Regions from separate parts of the Homo sapiens genome. Here all the other regions are linked to region 2. Evidence: chromatin loops called from intact Hi-C (ENCODE). Cell type or tissue: heart left ventricle. All regions are shown on one strand.

What was found. Hi-C counts contacts between places; a loop is a spot of excess contacts. Peaks named below come from ENCODE experiments on the same cell type or tissue, not always from the same donor. Only the 100,000 strongest peaks of a DNase experiment are listed, where the experiment ranks them.
Region 1: it touches region 2 in a loop (5-fold over the local background); 45 of 110 quality-filtered maps call a loop at or near these places.
Region 3: a loop joins it to region 2, with 4 times the contacts of the local background. A loop is called at or near these places in 43 of 110 quality-filtered maps.

The regions. Positions count from the first base shown.
Region 1 is chr9:19,024,709-19,032,708 of GRCh38, reverse strand. The region is part of intron 1 of SAXO1 (stabilizer of axonemal microtubules 1); the gene reads left to right. It also overlaps the pseudogene PSMC3P1. Among named protein-coding and RNA genes, the nearest start is that of SAXO1, 4.5 kb to the left of the region's middle. RefSeq lists an enhancer at 1-178. In heart left ventricle, a CTCF peak has its summit at 3,662 (motif pointing right); a DNase peak (open chromatin) is centred at 4,866; H3K27me3 peaks cover 673 bases.
Region 2 is chr9:18,434,190-18,442,189 of GRCh38, reverse strand. LOC105369293 (a long non-coding RNA gene) reads left to right here and starts at 4,686. Exons shown (of 5, transcript XR_001746429.3): 1 at 4,686-4,949. It also overlaps a transcript of ADAMTSL1 not described here. RefSeq lists an enhancer at 2,984-3,539. In heart left ventricle, CTCF peaks have their summits at 3,361 and 3,560; DNase peaks (open chromatin) are centred at 3,589 and 4,259; H3K4me3 peaks cover 1,389 bases; H3K27ac peaks cover 2,093 bases.
Region 3 is chr9:19,010,262-19,018,261 of GRCh38, reverse strand. The region is part of intron 1 of SAXO1 (stabilizer of axonemal microtubules 1); the gene reads left to right. Among named protein-coding and RNA genes, the nearest start is that of SAXO1, 19 kb to the left of the region's middle. In heart left ventricle, a CTCF peak has its summit at 4,883 (motif pointing right); no DNase peak of the experiment used is centred here.

The DNA.
Region 1 (8,000 bases), 590 kb before region 2:
GACGCCACATCAGTTCTGGCGAATGTGGCTGTTTTCGGGCCTTCTGTGCCGCTTCACTTGAGAACTGCAGGAGGGTTGAAAATGGGCGTGACCGCGCAGTCTGCACTCCCTTCCCTGAAGCCCAGAAAGTGTCAGCCAAGGAGGGAGAACACCTGGCCCAGTGGGACCAGTCTTGCTCCTTTTGGGAAAGTGATAGGATGGGAGGAGAATTCCTGTAGTATAACTGAATTTCTCATTCAGAGAGATTGTTACTTTGTCAGAGAAGTATAAGGTATTAGTAAAACTTGTTCCACATTGTGTAGAGTTGAATAAGGATAATGAAAACATTACTTTCACAGTCGCCTGGCCTGCCAGGTCTCCCTTCTAACCTTTAAGGACCATCTTTGGGTGGAAGCGCAGTAAAGGTGGTCCTGGGGGAAATCATGGACTTTAGTCAGAGTCCCACGGGCTGACTGGTCTGCTGTCACTCACATGATCTCTTAGAGGCTCCTTCTATCTGCTTCCCAGGGCAGCTGGGTTTCTGCTTGGCTGGGGCAGGGAGTGGGCAGCAGAGGAGCAACAGGCAAGAGGGTTCTGAGGTCACCTTTCCTGGGCTGTCATTAATTGTGGGATCTTAGATTGGTAACTAAACTCCAGGTCATAGTCGCCTCATCTGTACCAACAATACGTACCTCATAGGACTATTGTAAGAGTTAAGATCATGTATGTGAGTCCTGGTACATGGATTGTGCTTAATATGTTAGTGTCCTGAAATCTGAAAAAAGGGCAAATATGACACATGCATATAAAAATGGTATCAGTAGTGTGGAGAATTAAAGGGCACTCTAAAAACTGGATCAGCAACCTTCTATATCTCTGGCATCAATAAATGGTTCCCAACTCTGGCTGCTGATTAGAATCACACAGGGAGTTTGAAAACTATCAGTTGCTCAGGCCGTTGAATTGATACTCTCAGAGTGGGCCCTGTCAACTGTCTAAAGGTGATTCTGGCCATTTGCTAGGACTGGGACTCACTGAACTAGATCATGTACAAACGTGGGTCTTGCTTTTGAGCTTTGTTAAGTGGGGCCAGAGCAGTGTATAGTCTAGGACTACATGTTACCAAGCAAAACCTTTTTTTCTAAGGCCGCCTTTCTTTTTTCTTTTTGGAGGCAGTGTCTTGCTCTGTTGCGCAGGCTGGAGTGCAGTGGTGCCATCTCGCTTCACTGCAACCTATGCCTCAGGGTTCAAGTGATTCTCCTGCCTCAGCCTCCTGAGTAGATGGGATTACAGGCACATGCCACCATGCCTGGCTAATTTTTGTATTTTTAGTAGAGACAGGGTTTCAACCATGTTGTCCAGGCTGGTTTTGAACTCCTGATCTCAGGTGATCGCCTGCCTCGGCCTCCCAAAGTGCTGGGATTACAGGCATGAGCCACTAAGGCCTTCTTTCTACTGGGATGCTTTACATTACCCTCCTGTGTCCTCCTGCATTGTTCTAGGCATTGGGATTGAATGTATAAGACATAGTCTCCATCTTTGCACAGCGTGCAGTCTAGGTAGGAAGGCAGAATGCTCATTAAGAGGTGCAGAGCATATATAGTGAGAAGTCTCCCTCCTGCCCCTGCAGTAGGGTTATGACTCATTTGGGTGTTCCTTCTCTGACTCTGTTCTCATTCTGTCCCTGCAAAGGAGTCACTTTCCATTGGAAGCAGAGTCTGTTCTTGTGTCTCTTCTCCTTTTCTTCTCTCCTCATCCTGTATTTTCTCCTCCATTTTATGGTTTCAGCCAATAGTTTCTCCTGTCTTCTGAATTCCAGTTTCATTTTCATCTTCTCAAAGTGCTTTGGTGATCCATCTGTCTCATTAATCTCAACTTCAACAACCTTCAAACATTATTCTGGTATCTGCCCCATTCATGGTGCCAGCAATCTTCCATTCACCCTGGGTGAAAATTTTGAATCATCTCTTACTCTCCCTCAAACAGAACATTGAATCTTTTTCTTCTTCTTATTTTTTTATTTTTTTTATTTTTTTGAGATGGAGTCTTACTCTGTCGTGCAGTGGCGCGATCTCTGCTCACTGCAACCTCCGCCTGCTGGGTTCAAACGATTCTCCTGCCCCAGCCTCCCAAGTAGCTGGGATTACAGGTACCCACCACCATGCTGGGCTAATTTTTGCATTTTTAGTAGAGATGGGGTTTCACCATGTTGGCCAGCTGGTCTTAAACTCCTGACCTCAAATGATCCACCTACCTTGGCCTCCAAAAGTGTTGGGATTACAGGCGTGAGCCACCGAGCCTGGCACATTGACTCTTTTCTAAAGTCTGGGTCCCTCCTCCATTGTAATCTTTCTTTAATTGGTCCCTTCCCTTTTATTCCGGTTACAACCTCCCTGGTTCTCTCATTTTTGTGTTTGGAAACTGGTCCTAAATTACCTTCCTAGTTTTTTTTTCTCCCATGATTCCCTTACATGAAACTACACCTTGAATTGGATCAGGTTTCTTGGCATCCCCTGAGTGGACCTGCTGATGTCCCTTTTCTGATCCTTATCCTTTCCCTTTCTCTAAAATACCTATGTTCCCTCCTCCTGCTGGACTTGTAAGGCCCGGTTTCACTTGCAAGTTCCCTGTTAACCCAGCCCTGTGGCTCCCCATCAAAGAAAAACCCCGCTCCGTGTTCTCATCCTCTATGCATCAGCATGCTTTATATCCTCGATTAATTATATGTACGCTGGGAAAACAGATATTTTCTATTTTTGTGTGTGCACTGTATCATAGCAACACAGTTTTCTTTATTAACAGCTAACACATATCTTTTTGAATGAATGGATGGCGTTTTTTGTTTGTCAAGGTCATAACATGCTGGACTGGGTTAGGAATGTAAGATTTAGAGATGTACTGTCCAGTATGGTAGCCAGCTGTGGCAATTTCATTTAAATAAATGAAAGTTAAATAAAACTAAAAATTCAGTTTCTCAGCTGCACAAGCCACATGTCAAGTGCTCAGTAGCTACTCGAGTATAGTCACTCCCATACCGGCACATGCAGATAGGGAGTGTTTCCATCACTGCGGAAAGTTCTGTTGGACAACACTGATCTTGAGTCTCATTATTTGGAAGTCTTGATCTCTCCCACCCCAATTAAATCCCTCCCACCCCAATTAAATCTGCTCAGTGACCGGTTGGGATGGAGCGAGGAATTTTATAGGTGTTTTCTAAGCTGTGGAAGTCTATATTTGGCTTTTCCAGTCTGAGGTCATGGGAAAAAGCAATGGGAAATCTGGAAGACAAGCATGCATGAAGAAGTCAGAGACAGCGCCCTTGAGTGGGAGGGGGAGACCGGGGTTCCTGAGTGAGTCACTGGTTCTCTCTGGGCTTCAGTTCCCCCATTTTTTAATCCTGGAGATTTGTGGAGACCCTCAGGGCTGCCAGGGAGGGAGAGAGGCACATTTATTCCCCCTTCTCTCTCACATTCTCTTCTTCCGAAGTTTTTCTTGAGCAAATAATTCTTTAATGTCCTTTCAACTTTAACTTTTGAGGACATTGTACTTGTTGGCGAGTGGGCTCTGGAGATGCTCAGAGGCCTGGATAAAAAGGTGTCCATCTGCAGGAGCAGCTGCCCACAGCTGCTGAGGAAAAGCCACCAATGGGTGACTCTCTTGGAGCAAGTTCTTATATTTGGCCACAAGATGGCAGACGTTTCCTGATCAATTCTCACTGCGGGTTAAACCAAATCAGCCTGAATGGAAAAGCAAAACCTTTGGAGTTCTGGATTTTATTTTATTTTTAAATAGATTTATCTTTAGTTTTCTAAAATGAGCAATTAGAGTTTAGGGTCCAGCAGAGCTCAGGAAAGTGGTACGCCTTTCAGAGTAGATGGCAGATTACGAAGTGAAAAGTGTTTCAAATGTCTAAATTTAAAGATTCCAATCACTTGTAAAACTTTTCAGTGAGCTTTGCTGGGCTAAAAAAAAAATCAGACATATTTTACTGCGTCAAGCTCAAGGCTTTGCCTCCACAACAATGCTCTACTTCTTTCCTTGAAGATCAAAATCTTGCAATTGGAATTATTACCATAGAATGTCATAATATTCTCTTTTCAACATAATCAGCACCAAAAAAGCAGAGTATTGTGGTTTGCAGAAACAGTAAGGTCAGCATCTAAATTTTTTTTGAAACTAATGTACCACTTAATTATCTTGACTTAAGAAGCTACATGGTGGGGGAGTGCTTTGAATAGAGTAACTCTAATTTTGTATATGAGAGTATAATGTTTCCAATTGCATCTGATTATCTCCAGCATTTCCTGTTATTGAAAAAATGCTACTCCGAAGAGTTTTATTTTTTATTTTTTTTGAGACGGAGTCTCGCTCTGTTGCCCAGGCTGGAGTGCAATGGCGCGATCTTGGCTTATTGCAACCTCCGCCTCCCGGGCTCAAGCGATTCTCCTGCCTCAGCCTCCCGAGCAGCTGGGATTACAGGCGCCCGCCACTACGGCCGGCTAATTTTTGTATTTTTTTTGTTTTGTTTTATTTTGCCTCTAAACCATCTTTTATTGCGCACTTCAGCCGCGAGTCCGGGGCTGGCCTGCCGTGCCCTAGGCGTAGTACTGTAGGTTGGCTTTCTTCTTGGCCTGGACCTCCAGGATGCCTTCCATGTAGTCCTCGTGGGTGAGCTCCGTGGCACCCCTGCGCAGTGCGATCATACCCGCCTCCACAGACACAGCCTTGCACTGGGCCCCGTTGAAGTCATCTGTGCAGCGGGTCAGCTCCCTCGCAGTTCACGTCAGGACTGACGTTCATCTTTTGGGAGTGGATCTGCATGATTCTGGCCCAGGCACTCGATCTTGCGGTCCAGGCCGCCCTAGCGTAGCAGGGCGGGGTCCAGGATGTCCACCCGGTTTGTGACTGCAATTACCTTAACTTGGGTGTTGGGCTGGAAGCCATCCAGCTGGTTCAGAAGCTCCAGCATCGTCCTCTGCACCTCTCGGTCCCCGGACTTCTCGCTGTCAAAGTGCTTGGTGCCTATGGCATCCAGCTCATCAGTGAAGATGATGGAGGGCGCTTTCTCCTTGGCCAGGGCGAAGGCATCCCGGACTAGCTTGGCACCATCTCCAGTGAACATCTGCACCAGCTGGGGGCCAGTCAGCTTTAGGAAGGTGGCCTTAGTCTGTGCCCTACAGGCCCAGGCCAGGAGGGTCTTCTCCGTCCCTGGGGGCCAGCACCCCTTTTGGATGTTGGATCCGCAAGTTCTCAAACTTCTCCTTGTGGTTCATTGACAAGACAGTGGCCTCCACCAGTTCCTGGATCTGCTTGTCCAAGCCCCCAGTGTCACTGTATTGCTCCGTGGGTCTCTCATCCACCTCTGTGGCCTTCACCCGCGAGTCGTACTCTGGGCAGTGTCTCCAGGATTGGATAGGAGTCTTTGTTCACACCCACCAGGTCTCCTGGCTTTAGCTTTTCAACATCCACCAATCCAATCACAGGTAGGAAGTATGTCTGTCGTGTAGAGGTTTTGATCACAGCACACTTGTCCTTCCTCTGGGAGTCCAGGTCAATATTTGGACCATCCTCCTCTTGATCATTGGGATCAACATCCAGGAGCTCGATGATGTTGGAGACAAGGTACACCAGGGTTTTGTTCACATTGATTTTCTCACTGTTCTCTTTGATCTTGTCCTTCATGGCTTGGAGCTCATGGGTGACTCTCAACAGTTAACTCTTCATGATCTTGATCTCACTGTCCAGAAGCCATGTGCGCTGGATGATCTCCTCCGTGGACATGTTGAGCACCTCCACCCCAGTTCCATCTTGCTTGGCCTCATCCCACACGGTTGCCATCTTCTTTTCTAGTTTTTGAATTTTTAGTAGAGATGGGGTTTCACCATGTTGGCCAGGCTGGTCTTGAACTCCTGACCTTGTGATCCACCCACCTCAGCCTCCCAAAGTGCTCAGACTACAGGTGTGAGCTACCACGCCCGGCCCAGCATTTTATAATATTAAACCACCTTCCATCTTTACAGTATTTTGAAAATTCAAAAAGTATTTTCCCATATATTATTATCTTACTGTGGGTCCCTCAACATGGGAAGCATTGCTTAGTTTGGAAATTCGATTCCTTGATTTTAGCCTCTCTTTTCCCTGGCGATGTTTTCAGTCTATTGAGCTGTTCTTTCCCAGATGACTAAATTTGAAACTGTGGTTAGGTGGGGGAGTGGGTGGCGCAAGGCAGGGTTGCTGTAAAGTAAAACGTTAATCAGACTTTTAAAGCTGAAAGGGATCTTAGTGGTCTCTAGCTCTTTTATTTTACAGATAAGGAAATAGAAACATTGAGATTAATTTTAATATATGGGAACATGTTAAGCTTCAGGCACAATTTAGGTCAATCAATTAAATTTTATTCATATTTTACTGGGTATCAGACACTGCTAGGTGTTAAAATTTATAGTCTGGTCTATTTTCGAGTCACACTGGACCATTTAAAAAATTGATACATAATGATTGTACATATTTCTGGGGTACAAGTGACATTTTGATATATTCATATAACATGTAACAATCAAATTAGGGTAATTAGCATATCTATCACTTCACACATTGATCATTTATTTGTATTGGGAAGCTTACAAATAATCTTCTAGCTATTTTGAAATATATGGCAAATTATAACTATAGTCACCCTACTGTATTATCAAACACTGTAATTTATTTCTTCTATCCAACTTATTTTTGTATCCATTAACCAACTTAATTAGTTCCCCCAACTCCCACAATGGGCCATTTTTGATTGTAGAGTACAATATGAAGGCTCTGGTCCAACTGAGAAAATAGTATCTGATATAAAAAAAAAAGTGTAATTCTAAAAGCCTTTTAGTAAAGTAATATAAATAGCAAATCTCCCTCCTGAGATTAAAATGTAGTAACACTACTTTTTCTAAAATTCTTGTAAAAAATTGTTAATGAAGGGATTGATATAGCTTACTTTTATATCTGATTATTTTACAGCTTACAGTGCACCATTTTAAAGATTTTGTGCAATCTTGCAGGAAATTCCAGGACTGGTTAATGTATCATGAAATATTTATGAAGCATTGGTAGTATGTGCAGCATTTCATAAAAAAGGTAGTCCCATAGAGGACTCAAAAATTGCTGAAAAGGATGTGGATTTGGCCCTTTCACAGAGCTTGTGGAGGAAGGTGATCTCAGGGGCAGCCATGTATCTGCAACTTAAATCAGTTATGTTAACCAGGGAGGAACTTGTTATTTTAATTTTGGAAAATATTTTCTTCATATCGATGGAAATTTCCTTAACCTTAGATTTTATTTTCTTAGAGTCTCTGTTACACATTAAGAGGAAGGAAAAAAAATTGAGGACTTGGTTTCATATTACATGTTTTAAGAAGAATTCTTATTTTTAATTTAAATAAAATTGACTTCATAAATTCTGATTAAGGAAAAAAAACACAAAGAACAGCCTTTAACAGATACTTGCTGATGACTTATCTTTAGCAGAATCCAGATAGAGATGCCAAGAAAAAAAAGAAAAACTTTCACGTTAAGATTGAATTTTTATTGTAGATTTCATGTACTTTTCATGTTAAGCTATGTTATGCTCCTTAAAAATGGCCTTTTTTGGATATCAGAATTAATGTTTAATTGTTCATAAATACCTTTCATCTTATAAAATGAGTACAAGTGGGTATATGTCAAATTTCAGATATTATTAGAGTACAACTTCATATTCCAATTACAGCAGTAAACATGATCTATTCGACCTTATAGTCTGCAGATGGATCCGTTCAGAGTAACATGTTCTGATTCTGTTCTGTAGTGGGCAGTTTTAAACGTCATTCCCTCCATTGATATTAAAATATTTATTACTGACCTTCAGGTGATTTATAGTTTATTTGGAAAGATGACATGTCTCGGGATGGGTGGTGGAGGGGTGGAAACAGCTACCCTTAGATGAATGAGACCAATAAAACAAGTGATGTAGGATGTGAGGGGTGGGAGAGGCGCTTTGG
Region 2 (8,000 bases):
ACTCTTTGATACAATGGCTCTTTTAGAATAAAGCTCTCGTTTGTCTTCAGAAGATATTTTGAATTTCATCTATGGAGAGTGTTAAAGGACAGGAAACTTTTAATACACAAGGTAATAACAAAAAGCCACCTGCTCTTCTATAGCCAAAACTTTATTCACAATTGTTAGGTGTGTTAGAATAATAACCATTATCATCCAGCCATCCCAAAGTAGCCATTTAGTGGATTTGGGTTTTCATTTGGCATTAAAAATTATTATTATTACAACATATATTTTGCCTTTTAAATGTCTGCACACTTGTGCAGCACCAAAACTTAGTTAAAAATTGAACTGAGGACCTTTTGTTCCAGGTAATATAGATCAAAACTGTATTCTCTCAACCATTTGGAGAAACTGTATTTCAAAATGTTATCCCTCCCAGGCTGAGAGCATTACATTCTCTGCCTCCTGGGACACACATATTTAAGGTTTTTGTCTTCTTAGCATCTCCTATTATAGAAAAAAAAATGGATTCCTTTTACAAACTCAGCAGGTCTTTGAAGAGGCATCATGCCATTCTTCATCTTCTGACATTACACATGAGGCTTTAGCTTTGTTTGTATTTTCTGTAGTGAATTCTTTTCCTTCCCGTGGCAGTCCAGGGTGAATTTCCCAGATCTTCCTTTCTATCCCCAACAGAAAAAAAGCACTGGATCTGAAATCCTGTCTTATTTTAAAACTGATTAGAAGTGAGACATGTATAGCAGCCTTGTGACTAAGAACTAATATTTACCAGCCCACACAAACCTCTCAGTAGTCTGGATTTCCCCAAAGAGGGCCAGCTATTAGAAGAATGAATGGAGTCAGTATTTTCTTTCCTTTTTAAAAATTGAGATACAATTTCACATTCCATAAAATTCACTTTTTTGTGAGTGAATTAAAGTGTACAATGCAGTGGTTTTGACTGTATAAGATTGTACAACCATCATTACTAATTCCATAACATTCTTATTACCCCCAAAAGAAACCCCATTCCTCTCCCCACTCCCAGCCCCTGATAGCTACTAATCTACTTTTTGTATCTTATGGGTTTGACTGTTTTGAACATTAACTACAAATGGAATAATATTATATGGGCCCTTTTATGTCCGGCTTCTTTCACATAGCATAATGTTTTCAGGGTTCATCTATGTTGTGACATAAATCAGTGCTTCATTCCTTTTTATGGCTAAATAATATTCCAACATTTTCTTCTCTTTTGCCTGTCATAAATTGTTGTTCTTTGTTTGGATGAGCCGCTAATATGGGTCTACAAATGGTGTTAAGAAAAAGATTAACCTATTTGCTAAAATATTAATAGCTCAACCAAATAGATTTTGAAGTTAAGAAATTCCTGGTAGTCTGGTAAGTAAAAATAAAGCTCTTGATTTTCCCCTCTTCCACTTTCATATGTCAGTAATAATTACTGGAAAAAGTAAATGGCCCTTAAATATGACCATCTCTTCAAAATGATGCATCATATTAAAATTGCGGTAATTTTTAGGAAAGCCTACTTATAAAAAAGAAGTATTTGACTTTGAATTAAAGATATATATAATATATATATATTATACATCTGATAAAGTCTAGTGTTTACTAAAATAAAGTGTTGTTTTTATTTACCTAAAAATTTAACCTAAAATACTTTTCATAAAGTAGGACTGTTAGGCCAATTACAGCATCCTAGATGCTGATTGCAGTGTCTTGTGCTTATTGAATGAGCAGGATGGGTCCTTATCTCCCCTGTCATTAAACTTTTACGTTTTAAGATAGAGTCCTATATTTATAGTAGTATTTATAGAAACCTAACACATCTTTTAAACTGTACTAGTGATTTTACAGATTTGTTATTGTTTTTGTGGGTGTTCTGTTCACAAAGTTGCATGGGTACTGAGGGGTCTACCTCGATCTAATTTTCTCATGAGTCTGGTTCTAGTGTGTGTTTCCCAGGATGCAAGGTGTTTTCCAGAAATGCATATTGTACCATAGCAGAACTCCTGTATGTGTAAAAGCATAATCAAGAAGAATAATGCAAGGAAGTCTACCTGAGAATATTACCAAAAACATAATAAATACATTTTAAGAGAATTTTAAGCAGGGTCTGCAGTGGTTAGCTAGCTAGCACCACAGTGAGCATATCTCAGGGTGTTTGAGGAAGATTTAAAATTGAGTACAAATTTAAAATTGAATACACATAGTAAGTTACTGGATGGTGTGAAGTAGTGTACTATAGATTAAAAACTTAGGCTCAGACCACACGAGGAATCAGGAGTCAACCACTTTCTGATTATATGACCTTGGACACACAAATTATCCTTTTGTCATCTATCAAACGGCTGTATGAAGATGAAATGGGATAATAATATAAAGTGCCTAGAAACTTGCCTGACATTCCTCCAATAAGTACTGATAAAGCATTCAAGAGCCAGGCACTACATTAGAGTCTGAGAATACAGCAGTGAACAAAATACAATTTTAAGTCTTCATTTTTTAAAAAAGTTATTATAAGCCAGGAGCAGTGGCTCATGCCTGTAATCCCAGCACTTTGGGAGACCGAGGCAGGCAGATCACGAGGTCAGGAGATCGAGACCATCCTGGCGAACATGGTGAAATCCCGTCTCTACTAAAAATACAAAAATTAGCTGGGTGTGGTGGCGCGCACCTGTAATCCCAGCTACTCGGGAGGCTGAGGCAGGAGAATTGCTTGAACCAGGGAGGTAGAGATTGCAGTGAGATAAGATTGCGCCACTGCATTCCAGCCTGGGCGGCAGAGCCAGACTCCGTCCAAAACAAAACAAAGCTATTATAAAGATGTTTGTCATTTACTGATATCTTCCATATATTCCCCCAAACTGGGTGTCCTCAGTAAGGAATAACAATGAGCAAATTCAGTGTTACAGTGTTATCTGTTCTTTAATGCCTTACTGGAACACATGAAAGGAAAATGAAGACATAGGAACCGGGGGTGATTTGTTTCTAGACCATGATGAGGGACTTGGAATTTGCCAATGCAGGACACACAAGTCCCTGGCAGGGCGGTCATGACGTAGTGAAGACGACACCATGTTCCGTAAGATGCTTTCGGAATGCAACGTCCAGGAAGCCTCCAAAGGAATTTTGCAGGAAACCAATATGGATACTTTGAAAATAAAAGGAAAGGAAAAAAGAAAAAAAAAAAAACCTGTCAACAACCCATCACTGGCAGCAGGGGAGTGTGCATAAATGCGGGTGGGGGACAAAGGCTCGGGACTGGAGCTAAGCCGGTGTGAATCGAGGCTGCATGTGCCTGGGTGTAGTGGACCGTGCACACTTGGGGAAATGCACGTGGTGCAATGAGCCTCTCCATTTTCAGAATTGTGAGGGTGAGCGAGAGGGGCTGCCCGGCGTGTGCAGACTCTGCGCCGGCTCGTCTGTTTGGGTAAGCTGAGTGCAGGGTCCTCACTAGCTGCGGAGGAGTTGGCGCCGGGCACCCGGAGCCGCAGCCAACAACAGCAAATGGTGGCGGCGAGGAGGAAGCCTGCGGTGCTGCAGCCCCCTCTAGGGTAACATTCACGAGCTCGAGAAGAAAGCGAATGCAAGAGGGCAGTGCGGGAAGGGACACGCTTGAAACCCGAGCAAGGGGATGGGGCCGGAGAGAGGAGGAAGCCAGCCTTGGTTCCAAAATACTGCCGTCAGGTCCTGCTGACACCAAAGCAAAAACATCCCTGGCCACCCGAGGGGCTGGGAGGCCGCCTTCAGCTGTCCGTGGGGGTGGCTGCCCTGACGGTGTTGGGTTCCTAGCAAAAGATCAAAAGGCGAGCTCCCTACTCTGAAAGCAAAACTGGCCTGTGTTTTCCAGAGAGGAGCTCCATTTTCACCAGAAGTTATTTTTCAAAAATAACAAGTTCTGTTGATAGTCTTTCTCTCCCTCTATTTCTCTTATCATTCCTATCCTTTTTTTTTTTCTCCATCTCTCCCCCTCCTTTCTCTTCCTATGATTAAGACTAGAAACGTGCAGTAAATGCTTTCAGGTCACATAACGCCAATGAAGAGACTTTAGATTCTGCTTGATGTTATCTGGCCTGATGCAGAGAATAAACAAAACCCAGCATACCACCATCAAGCACGCGTTAACAAAAGTTCCCTGGCTCCTCACTGACTCAAGAGTGACCTTGATCCTCTCCTTCCCGTTCCAGCAGGCAGCAACAGCAGCGGGCATTAGCAGACAGGGGTGTATAAGTGCCCGGGGAATGGCGCCTGGTCTTGGCACTGCGAGTGTATCAGTGTTAACAGCTGGGGGCATAAGTCATGCTTAATCAGGATTTAGTGGCAACTTTCAGTCTCAGATTAGCCCAGCTAGCAGGCAGGGGCTGTGTTCTTGCCAAAGCTGGGAAGCTCAAAAGGTCATGTGATCTCCTGGGGTTAATACTGGTATTTAATGAAATGCCTTGCTTATCACTGTTCTGGGTCAAGAGCTTTGTTTGTCACTGAGAAGAAATCACTGCCAAATATAATATGATCTAGTATTGTGGGTAGCTTTCTTTAACTCTCAAAAGTTATCTCTGTAACTCAGACCCTAGAAAGCCAGTTAGCTAGAAGCAAGTTCAAAAAGAATTCAGAAAGGGAGGTGGTGGGGGTGGTTAGGAAGGCAGGTCAGTAGACAACTTCTGTGACATCCTAAGGAGTTCAGACTTGGCCCTGTAGCAGTGAGAAGGCAGTTAAGGATTTTAAGCATTGTGCAAAACAGAGTAATAGACTGCAGTCTGTCATGACTAGAAGAAGGGGTCTCATTGGAAGAAACTGGAGGGACAAATCAGACTCTGAACAAAACTAGCAGCACTGGGGATGGAGCAAAGGGATTGAATACAAGATATATGAATGATGTAAAATTTACAGGCCATGGTGACTATTTGGACACGGGACATGGAGAGAAGACTGCTCTGGCAGCCTAGGTAGGTGGATGCTGTTGCTGCTATTGAGGAAGTTGGGAAATGAAGATAAGCAGTGGATTTGCAAGAGGGTTGGAGTGGAGATAGTGAGTTCAGTTTTGATGCGCAGAGTGTCCCCCTCCATGTGAATCCCTCTTAGCCACCGAGAATTGCCTTGTCCAAGATTACAACCATCCTAGATGGTGACCCACAGCCAATGACTGGCTGATGCTCAGATAACAAGGCTGAGCCACCCTGGCTTCAATTTGAGACAGTTCTGAAGGGTTGTTTTAGCTCTAGAGTGTCTGTTAGGGTTGGCTACAACTTTATGGTGGGTCAACTTTTCCCTCCACCTACTGCTCCTGCCTTCCTTACGGGTGTATCTCTCAAGGGCACTCTGCAACAAACATTTTTGCAGGAAGCTCTCCACCTCAGAGTCTGCTTCCAGGTAATGCTGTATAATACAGTGTAGGAGAAAGGATTCCATGATGATGGCTGAGAAAAAATGATGTGGTTCTGGAAACTAAAGAGGGATTTTCCAGGAGGAGGGGGGAATCAGCAGCATCAATTACTCATAGAGAGGTAAAGTAAAATAAGAGCTGAAAAGTGTCTGCTGAGCAACACAGAGGTAGGCCATGGGTGACCTGGGCAAGGGCAGTTTAAAGGAGCAGTGGACTGGAGACATACTGGGCAATTGGGGAAGTGCAGAGAGGCCATGCAGAATACTGTTTGAAGGAGCTTGTCTGTTGAGATAAAGGGAGCCAACGTGGTGCAAGGTAAAGAAGGATACAGAATCAAGTGTTCCCCTGATCAGAAAAGAACTGAGTAGAAGTGAAATAAACAAGAGCAAGAAAGAGGATGCTGATATTGGGAAAAGAGCAGAGCATGAAAAGAGTGATGTGCTTGAGGAGGTGCATGGGATGTGGTCCAGAGCCATGCCTTTCTCTGACACTGACCATAGAGAGGTGTGAAAGAAGGAAATGGAAGAGGTGAGTGGCTGGACACCTCCTCCTAAAGCAAGCCCCACATCCTTCCCCGAGCATTTACAGTCCTGCACAATCTTCTTCAGCCTCTACTTCTGCCCTTATTTCCCCCTAGCCTCCTTCAGACTTGTAATCCTCAAACCAATCTAGACCCCTGCAAACCCTCCAGGGTGCCCCCAATTCTATTACTGTTAAATCTGGTTCTTGCTGTTTCCCTGGCCTGCCCTTCCAGCTTTATGCAAAATTATCTGTTTAAACACGTTTACCTACTCTTTAAAGTAAAAGGTCAAATATTTTCTAACTGCATGATATGGTTTGGCTCCATGACCCCACCCAAATCTCATCTTGTAGCTCCCATAATTCCCACCTGTGGTGGGAGGAACCCCGTGGAAGATGACTGACTCATGGGGACGGGTCTTTCCTGTGCTGTTCTCGTGATAGTGAATGGGTCTCATGAGATGTGATGTTTTAAAACTGGGAGTTTCTCTGTACAAGCCCTCTCCTTGCCTGCCACCATCCACGTAAGATGTGACTTGTTCCTCCTTGCCATCCGCCATGATTGTGAGGCCTGCTCAATCTTGGGTATGTCTTTATCAGCATTGTGAAAATGGATTAATACACCACATTCCTCTGCTCTCTGTCCTGGCCTCACAGATCTCTTCAAAGGTCCAGTTCACTTCCATTTCCTCCTAGAATACTCTCTGTCAGAACCCTTCCCTGGACTTCAAGTCTCCTAGCTAACCAAATCGATCAGAGCCCCTACTTCCAACCCCTCCTATATATTCTCATAGTAGTGTGTTCCTTCATAACACAGATCAGTGTTGCAGTTACATATTTGTGTGAGTATTTGAACAATTCTGGTTTCCCCATTAGAATACAACTTTGTGAAGTCAGAGACTCACCATGACATCCCCAGAGCAGTGTCTGGCACATTTATTGGTTGGACAAATAAATGAATATTTGCTAAAGTCTACCTTAAGGTTTTCTCACTTATGAAGAGACTAAAGATATAAATTCTATAGTGACAGAGGCCATGTATTTTCATCTTTTTATTTCCTAAAGTATCTAATATAAGTCCTTGTACAATAGGCACTCAATATACCATAACTGTGTGAGCAATAAGCCTTTCTAAAAATGATTCTTGAAAAGAATTACTAGACTGTATAATCCTAGAGCAGACTGGTTTTTGGAAATGCTGTGCCATGACATCTCAACTCCCTCTTTGACTCTTTTATGCATTCACAAGTTACAAAGCATGCATTTAGCATCTATTGTGACCCAGATGTTGCACCAGGTGTTAGGGATACAGTGGTGATCAAAGCCAGATGTGGTCCCTGTCTTCATGGAGTTCCCAGTCTAGTAGTTGACTTAGACACCAGTCGAAGAATCACATACATGAAAAATTCAACTGTGGTTATGATCTTGAAGAAGCACCTAGAACTGAATACTGAATAAGGTGATACCAGCAAGCTGGGGAAGGGTACTAAATGAGATGGGAGAGGTAGATTCAGCCAGATCTTGCAGGGCAGGCAAGTCATGTAAAAGACTGTAGGAGCCATTTGAGTGTTTCAATTCAGGGTGGGAGTGACATTAACCAACTGCATTTCCAAAATATCACTCTGTCTTCAGGATAGAGATGCCATACCTCTTGCAGAATTTTCTAACCACCTGCCTAATCTACAGGAACTGTCCAGGTATTCTACCTATTTTATTTTCTTCAAAATCTTTATTACTCTTGAACATTTTCTTTTCTTTTTCTCATTTTCTGTTCTCATGTGTCCCACCTGCCTGCTCTAATAGAAAGTTGGCTCCATGAAGATGAGGAATCTTGTCTATCTTGTTCTTTACTACAGAGTGTATACAATAGTTCCAGGCGTACTGTAGGTTTCCATAAAAATTTGCCAAAATTGAATTTTAATTTTTGTGGTTGGGAGGTGAGACAGAAGGGATGCATGGTGGAGCTTCTGGGAATAATATCATTTCTTCTTTACTAACCGAGCACAGCCTCTTGTTTTTTTCATGAAAATGGGCCCATAAGGACCTTGCCCAAAGCTTTTATGACCCTGAATTCTTTTAAATAAGATAATTTTAA
Region 3 (8,000 bases), 580 kb before region 2:
CATAAATAACTTTACATGATATAGTACAATAAAAAACAAAAACATGGAGAATGGTTCTGTGGTGGTGTTTTTGTTTGTTTGTTTTTTTTTTTTTGAGATGGGGTCTTGCTCTGTTGCCCCAGCTAGAGTGCAGTGGTGCAGTCATGACTCACAGCAACCTCAAACTCTCAGACTCAAGTGATCCTCCCACCTCAGCCTCCCAGGTAGCTGAGACTACAGGTGTGTACAACCACACCCGACTAATTTTTGTATTTTTTGTAGAGATGAGATTTTGCCATGTTGCCCAGGGTCATCGTCACCTCCTAGGCTCAAGTGATCTTCCTGCCTTGGCCTCCCAAATTGTTGGGATTACAAGCGTGAGCCACTGTGCACAGCCAGTTCCATGTTTTCTATGCCAGTAGTTCACTTGTGTGCATGCCTGAAATCATCACATGTGGATTTAAGGTTTTTGTTTTGGTGTTCTTAGCTTCTTAGGCATTTAATCCTTGCATTAGAAGGTGTAGGAGATAGGCATGGATATTTTTAAATGATGGACCAGGGAAAGCTCCTGGAATGGTTATATTATTCAGGATTCTTGGTTGAAGTAACTAAAATGGACACTGGTTTGTTTAAGCAAAAGGCTGTGGGGCAGTTTGCAGAAGTGTGGAGAGGCAAGGTTGGAATATGGACAGGTATAGGAGAGGCCAGAAGGCCAGAGCCACAGCCCAAATCACTCTGCAGAGACTGGTGAGCCAGCCGCTAAGGCCTGCTCTGGTGCAGCATGCTGTAGCTGCAACAACTGTCACTGGCCATGCTCTGGTGCTGCCAGTGTCCCTGTCTGTAGAATGAATTCTTCACTGTCACCCCAGTTTTTTAAAAAAATATTTTTTCATCTTTTATTTTAGATTCTGTGGGTATGTGTACAGGTTTGTTATGAAGGTATATTGTGTGATGCTGAGGTTTGGGGTGTGGTTGAACCTGTCATTCAGGAAGTTAGCAGAGTACCCAATAGGTAGGTTTTCAATTCTTGTCCCTCCCCTTGTATTCTCCAGTGTCACTCCAGATTTTTTGGCATCAATTGATCTTTTTTTTTCTTTTTCTTTCTCTCTTCTTTCTGCCTTTGCCCTTTGCCTTTGCCTTGCAACAAGTTCTCACTATGTTGTCCAGGCTGGTCTCAAACTCCTGGGCTCAAGCAATCTGCCCACCTCTGCCTCCCAAAGTGCTAGGAGTACAGGCATGAGCCACCATGCCAGGCCCAATTGGTCTGCATTGAAGTTGCAGAGGGGAGCTTCTGATTGACCAGGCCTTGGTCACATGCTCAGGCCTCACAGAGGAAGGTGGGTGGTTGTCAGGGGCGTCTCACTTTTTGGTTTCTGTAGTGGCGGGTGGGCACTGCCTTCCACAAGATGAATATGGTGGGAATTCATCAAACGAAAGGTATCTCAAAAAATGTTAGGTAGCTAAAAAAAAAAAAAAAAAAAAAAGTCAGATGTTAGATAGTTAAAAGAAAATGGCTAGCGAAAAATAATAACTTTTGTTTACATTTCTGTATTCATTTATGAAAAGGCTCAACTTAGGTTAGAGCAGGGTTTCTAATCTGTGGCACCAATGGACATTTTTTGTTGTGGGGCCTGTCCTGTGCATTGTAGGGTGTTTAGCAGTATCCTTGACCACTACCCACTGGATGCCAGTGGCACCTACCCCACTTTTGACAATCAAAAATGTGTCTGCACATTGCCACATGTTTCCTTGGGGGCAAAATTGCCCCCACCTGAGAATCACTGGGCTAGAGGCATTCTCAAGCCATGGGTTATGCTTTTATTTATTTATTTACATATTTATTTTTTGAGAAGGAGTCTTGCTCTGTCGCCCATGCTGGAGTGCAGTAGCGCAATCTCGGCTCACTACAACCTCCGCCACCTGGGTTCAAGCGATTCTTCTGCCTCAGCCTCCTGAGTAGCCGGGACTACAGGCGTGCACCACCATGCCCAGCTAATTTTTGTACTTTTAGTAGAGACAGGGTTTCACCATGTTCGTCAGGCCGGTCTCGAACTCCCGACCTCAGTGGATCCACCCGCCTCGGCCTCCCAAAGTGCTGGGATTACAGGCATGAGCCACCATGCCTGGCCGGGTTATGCTTTTATAGCCTTGCATTAATGGCTTTATCACAGGAATGGATCTTATATTATTGTCCTTGGAGAGGGACAAAGCTTTTCTCATGATGGTGCCCTTCCCCTGCATGTGAATGTCTGAATCTTCAGTATTCTCAGCCTTCAGTGTACCTGAGAATCAACTGGAGAGCTGTTTGAAGGATGCCAATTTCTGGGCCCTACTTCATACACTTTAATTCTGTGGGTCTGAGGCTCAGGAATCTGCAAGTTTTAACAACTTTGGTGATTCAGATGCAGGTGGGTGATGGACTACACTTTAAAAAACACATGGTTACTTCATTGAGTGTCAACCTCAAAAACACAAAGGTGTGTTTTTTCAAAAAGAAGAGATATGTCTGGGTGCCATGGCTCATATCTGTAATCCCAGCAACTTGGGAGGCTGAGGCAGAAGGATCGTTTGAGGCCAGGAATTTCAGACTAGCCTGGGCCACATAGTGATACTCAGTCTCTTAAAAAAAAAAAAAAAAAGGGCCAGGCGTGATGGCTCATGCCTGTAATCCCAGCACTTTGGGAGGCAGAAGTGGGTGATCACTCGAGGTTAGGAGTTTGAGACCAGCTTGGCCAACGTGGTGAAACTCCATCTCTACTAAATATACAAAAATTAGCCGGGCGTGGTGGTACACACACATAATCCCAGCTACTTGGGAAGTGGAGGCATGAGAATCACTTGAATCCGGGAGGCGGAGCTTGCAGTAAGCCAAGATCACGCCACTGCACTCCAGCCTGGGTGACAGGATGAGACTCTGTCTCAAAAACAAAAAATAACAAAACAAAAATAATTAGCCAGACATGGTGGTGCACACTTGTAGTCCCAATTACTTGGGAGGCTGTGGCATGAGGATTGCTGGAGCCCAGGAGCTTGAGGCTGCGGTAAGCCATGATCATGCCATTGTACTCCGGGCTGGTTGACATAGGAAGGGATACAATTTTAAGACTTGCAAATCTTTTTAGTTATTGATTAAAAAGAAGCAAGGTAAAGATGCTGTCTGTCCTTAGGCTTTTTTGGAAGGGGTTGTGTGGAAGCAGCTTTGACACGTGACACCAGCACTTAACGCCCTTCATCATCATCAGCAGAAGTACTCTCTCTCGTTTTTTAGCTCTGATTTGCCTTACATCTTTCTCAGGAAAGGATCGTTTACTCTCCACCCCCTTAAGTATTAGAGAAAACTCAAGGGGAGGTTTTTATGTTTTCACGATCTCTGAGGTCTCTTCACTGGTCTTGTTTATTGGTCTTGACTTCCTAACCCCGGCAGGAAGAGGGAACACTGACCCTCAGCAGCACTGGCTTTATTTTTCATGTAGAGCCTCTATGGTTGGATGTTGTCCAACATTCAGTTGTTCCCCAGGAACGGAGGAGACAACAGGTAGGTAATACCTGTGACAAAGCTGTGGACCTCCTGAGCCTCTAAGCCCCTCTCAGAGGAAGTCTTAAATCTATGAAAGAAGATCCTATCCACTGACAAAGCATCTTGTAGTTTCAAAGTATGTTTGGTGGCTTCTTTGAGCTACTTGGTTCTATTTTCACTCCTCTATCTGGGGCTAGTCAGTGATATTTCCGATAGCAATTTTTCTAAAACTCCTATCAGGCAATTTTGCCAATTTTTTTTTAAATTTTTAAAATTTAATTAATTAACTTTTTTTTTTTTTTTTTGAGACACAGTTTCGCTCTGTTGCCCAGGCTGGAGTGCAGTGGCGTGATCTCAGCTAACTGCAACCTTGCCCCCCAGGTTCAAGGGATTCTTGTGCCTCAGCCTGCCGAGTAGCTGGGATTACAGGTGCCCACCCCCACGCCCAGCTAAGTTTTTGTATTTTCAGTAGAGATAGGGTTTCTCCACGTTGGCCAGGCTGGTCTTGCACTCCTGGCCTCAAGTGATCTGCCCACCTCAGCCTCCCAAAGTGCTGCGATTACAGGTGTGAGCCACCGTACCCGGTGATTTTTGCCAATTTAAAGCCTTTGATAGTTCTCCATTGATTACAGAACAAATTCTACCCTTAATCAAGCCCCTACTCTACCTTTCCAGCCATTCCTCCTCATGCTGCCTGTGTTCCAGGCTCACCAAACTATCCTGAGGACGTTTAACTCTCTGTATACTAACTTTATTCATACGTTGTTATTAACTATACTGACAACCTGTATTTCAGACTCACCAGACTCTGTTACAGACTAACATGCCCAGCTCACGAACTGGGTGCCTGCTAAATATTTTTTCTAAAAAGTGCATATTGGCTGCTAACATGTAAAATCTCATGAGTTTTAAATATCTGGGCTGGGCGTGGCGCCTCACACCTGTAATCCTAACACTTTGGGAGGCCGAGGCGGGTGGATCACCTGAGGTCAGGAGTTCAAGACCAGCCTGGCCAACATGGTGAAAACCCGTTTCCACTAAAAATACAAAAATTAGCCAGGCATGGTGATGCACGCCTGTAATTCCAGCTACTTGGGAAGCTGAGGCAGGAGAATCACTTGAACCCGGGAGGCAGAGGTTGCAGTGAGCGGAGATTGTACCACTGCATTCCAGCCTGGGTGACAGAGCCAGACTCTGTCTCAAAAAAAAAAAAAAAAAAAAAAAATCCGTACTTTTAGTTTCTTCTGAAATACCAAAAGACGTGACAGTATTGTGACTGCATTCCTAAATGGTAATGGTCAGCTCTTGCCCTGAGACAGGATGTGTTCTATCTATAGCCATCATGGAAAAAGGTAAGGGGAAATACTGTGAAACTTTCCCCTCCTATTTCCCACAAGAGGGCAATCTAATCTCTAAGAAAGTAAAAGGGACTGGCGTTGCAAAATCTGCTATTATAGCCTGGCTTTGTTACCCCCGCAGTGGTGAAGATCTTTAGGCACCCACCTGCATTTCGTGTGCTGAATTGCCATGCCTTATGCCTTATGCCTTGTGCTGTTATTTAGTCTTTCATCGCTTCTCGGCCTTTTGGCTAAGATCAAGTGTATTTAGTCTTTCACAAATTCCTTTTTTTTTTGGTGTGGTTCCCCTCCAGGATCTATCTGGAAGGCCAGTTTGATGAAAAGGCATGCAAGAGGTGCCTGTGTGTAGCTTCTGGAGCCACCTTCAGCCTAGGTGGAGGTTGTGAAAGGTTGGCAGAGGCCTGATGAGGCAGGGTTGTTTCTAGAGAAAAGCGTGACCTATAGAAACAACCTCACAGCCTAGCATTACTTGATGGTGCTTTTTGTTGGTGCAGAATCTTGATTTCTGTCAGCACCCTGAGAGAGCAGCCCCCTGAGCTCCGCAGCGCCTCCCTTAATATTAACCTGGCTAATACAGACTGCTGTGTAAACTGAAATGCCAATTTATTTAGAATGAGACAGATCTACTGAGAGTGCCTAGAAACTCATTTTTGCTGGTCAGAGTATACTTTCTGTTTAGAAAAATTAAAAGTAAGCCAAAATATAATCACAGGTTGCTTGTCTGAGTTCTAAGCAAGGGGACTGCTGCCATTTGCACGTTCTGATGTATCCTTCTGAGATTAGGGACTGGGTGGGTTGAGCCCCTCTGCCAGGCCTCCTTATCCAGACAGTGCTTGTAGGTACCTTGCTAGAGTTGCCCATCTAACTCTGTGCCCACCGTCCCCCATATGGTTCGTGCCACATTGACATATCTTTAGATATACCAACACCACAAAGTTGATTACATTCACATGTAGCATTTTTCACTCTAGGTCCTATTTACAGTTGTCTATTACAGATTATTTTAATAATTCAGACCTAAGGATTTGGGGAGGATTAGGGGTGAGGCGCCCTAGCGCCTCTAACTGTCCCTAAAGAGATTGCAGAGGTTTCAGAAAGTAAAACTAGCTCTTAACCCCCAGATGGTAAGTGGTATAGATGAGAGAAAAAGGCTCTAAATCTTATTTTCTCTAGTTTTTCTTCTCTTTATTTGCCTTTGGTCAAAAGAAAACAAACATCTATATGCCTCATCTTTTTTCCTCTCTCATTAAAAAAAATCTATCCTTGCCGGGCGTGGTGGCTCACGCCTGTAATTCCAGCACTTTGGGAGGCCAAGGTGGGCGGATCATGAGGTCAAGAGATCGAGACCATCCTGGCCAACATGGTGAAACCCCGTCTCTACTAAAAATACAAAAATTGGCCGGGCATGGTGACCTGCGCCTGTAGTCCCAGCTACTTGGGAGGCTGAGGCAGGAGAATTGCTTGAACCTGGGAGGCAGAGGTTGCAGTGACCTGAGATTGTGCCACTGCACTCTAGCCTGGCGACAGAATGAGACTCCATCTCAAAAAAAAAAAAAAATCTATGCTTAATAATGGTAAAATTGAAATGGTTTAGTAAGAATATGGAATTTGAGAAAGAAGAGGAGGGAGGAAGAAAGAGCTGAAGTGGTTCGTAATTGGCATACTTAGATTTTGTGTTATTTAAAAACTGGATTTGGTTGTTAAAACTGGTAATTTTTTCCATCAGTTTGGGTTGAATAACATAGCCATATTCCATTAGGTAAAACTAATACTGAGTCGGTGTATCTACCCATCTATCCAAATCCTAGTTTTGACCCTACTTTCCACCAATTTGCCGATAGGATGTTGACTTAGCCTTGGGCCCTACAATTTAGGGTTTAGCTCTGGGCACACAAGAAACTTGGATGCTTATGAAAACTTTGGGTAAGTTTTATTCATGTGCTCAATTTAGGGGACAATCTGCATGTGCATCGGGCGTGTCTCTTTCAGCCATGTTTTGTTTAAGTCATCTATGGCCTTGGGGTTCCCAGTGCAAGAGATGAAGCAGGGCATGAGTGTTTAGTGACACTGTGGGGTTGTGCCCATTCTTGCCTCCCTCGTTAGAAAGTGGCAATGGGCTCAAATGCCTCAGCAGGTAGTTTGATAGGATTTGGAGAAATGGGACAGTCAGAAAATGAGTTATTTGATACTGAAGTTCAGTCACGCATGTATTTAAAAGCCTTTTTAGTGCTCTGAACTTGGCTTAGGTTTAGGGTGCTATTAGGGTAAGTAGAATACTTAACTTTTACTTTTTTAGGGAATTTAAAATCTATGCAACTGAAACATCTACATAAAACAATTAGAAAGCAATGCAGGATACTGTAGTGTAGTGAAGAGGTTAGAGACTCTGGAGTTAGACAGATGTGAACTTTTAAAAACCTTTCTGGGCCTTAGTTCCCTGATGTGTAAAATGGGGATATTGAAGAGATTGTACCAGGTAATGTATGTCAAGCACTTAATGTACAGCCTGGCATATAGCTAAATGTTCAATATTTGGTGGTAATTATAGTAATTGGGTCTAATAAAAGGTTTCCTTTATGTGGTCCTATTGAGAAAGGAAAGGTTTCCCCTCCTCACTGCCCCTGGTAATCACATTGAAAGAAAATTTCCTAGAATACTGTTGTATACCTTCTTGATTTCTTTGATAAGCTTACCTGCCTGTAATTGTCTTTTTTAACCCGTTTTTAAAATAAGTTGCTTCTATTCTGGAGAGTCAGCTAGCCAAATAATATATTTCTATATAAACAAGTAAAGAGTACAGAAGGGCCTTTACCAGGACTAACAAGAAAGGGCTTTGGGACAACTTCACTGTTTCGGGTGGTCAGGATCTTTCTGCTCCTAACATTCTTGGCCAGGTTCTAAAAGACTATAGGGTTTCTTTTTTTTTTTTCCTAGAAATATGGAACCTGGTTACATGGGATATTTGTTTAGTAGGACCAGAGGTGTGTAAAGAAACAGCAAATAGCCCCTGGATTATCTTTTATTTCCCATCAGAAGGGAGCTTGATGGAAAGACTGATTCAGAAGCATGCAGGAAATGTGGGTTCCAGCCCTAAAAATGTGGCCATGACCATGTGCCAGGGCCACCCCTCTACTGCACGTGGCACT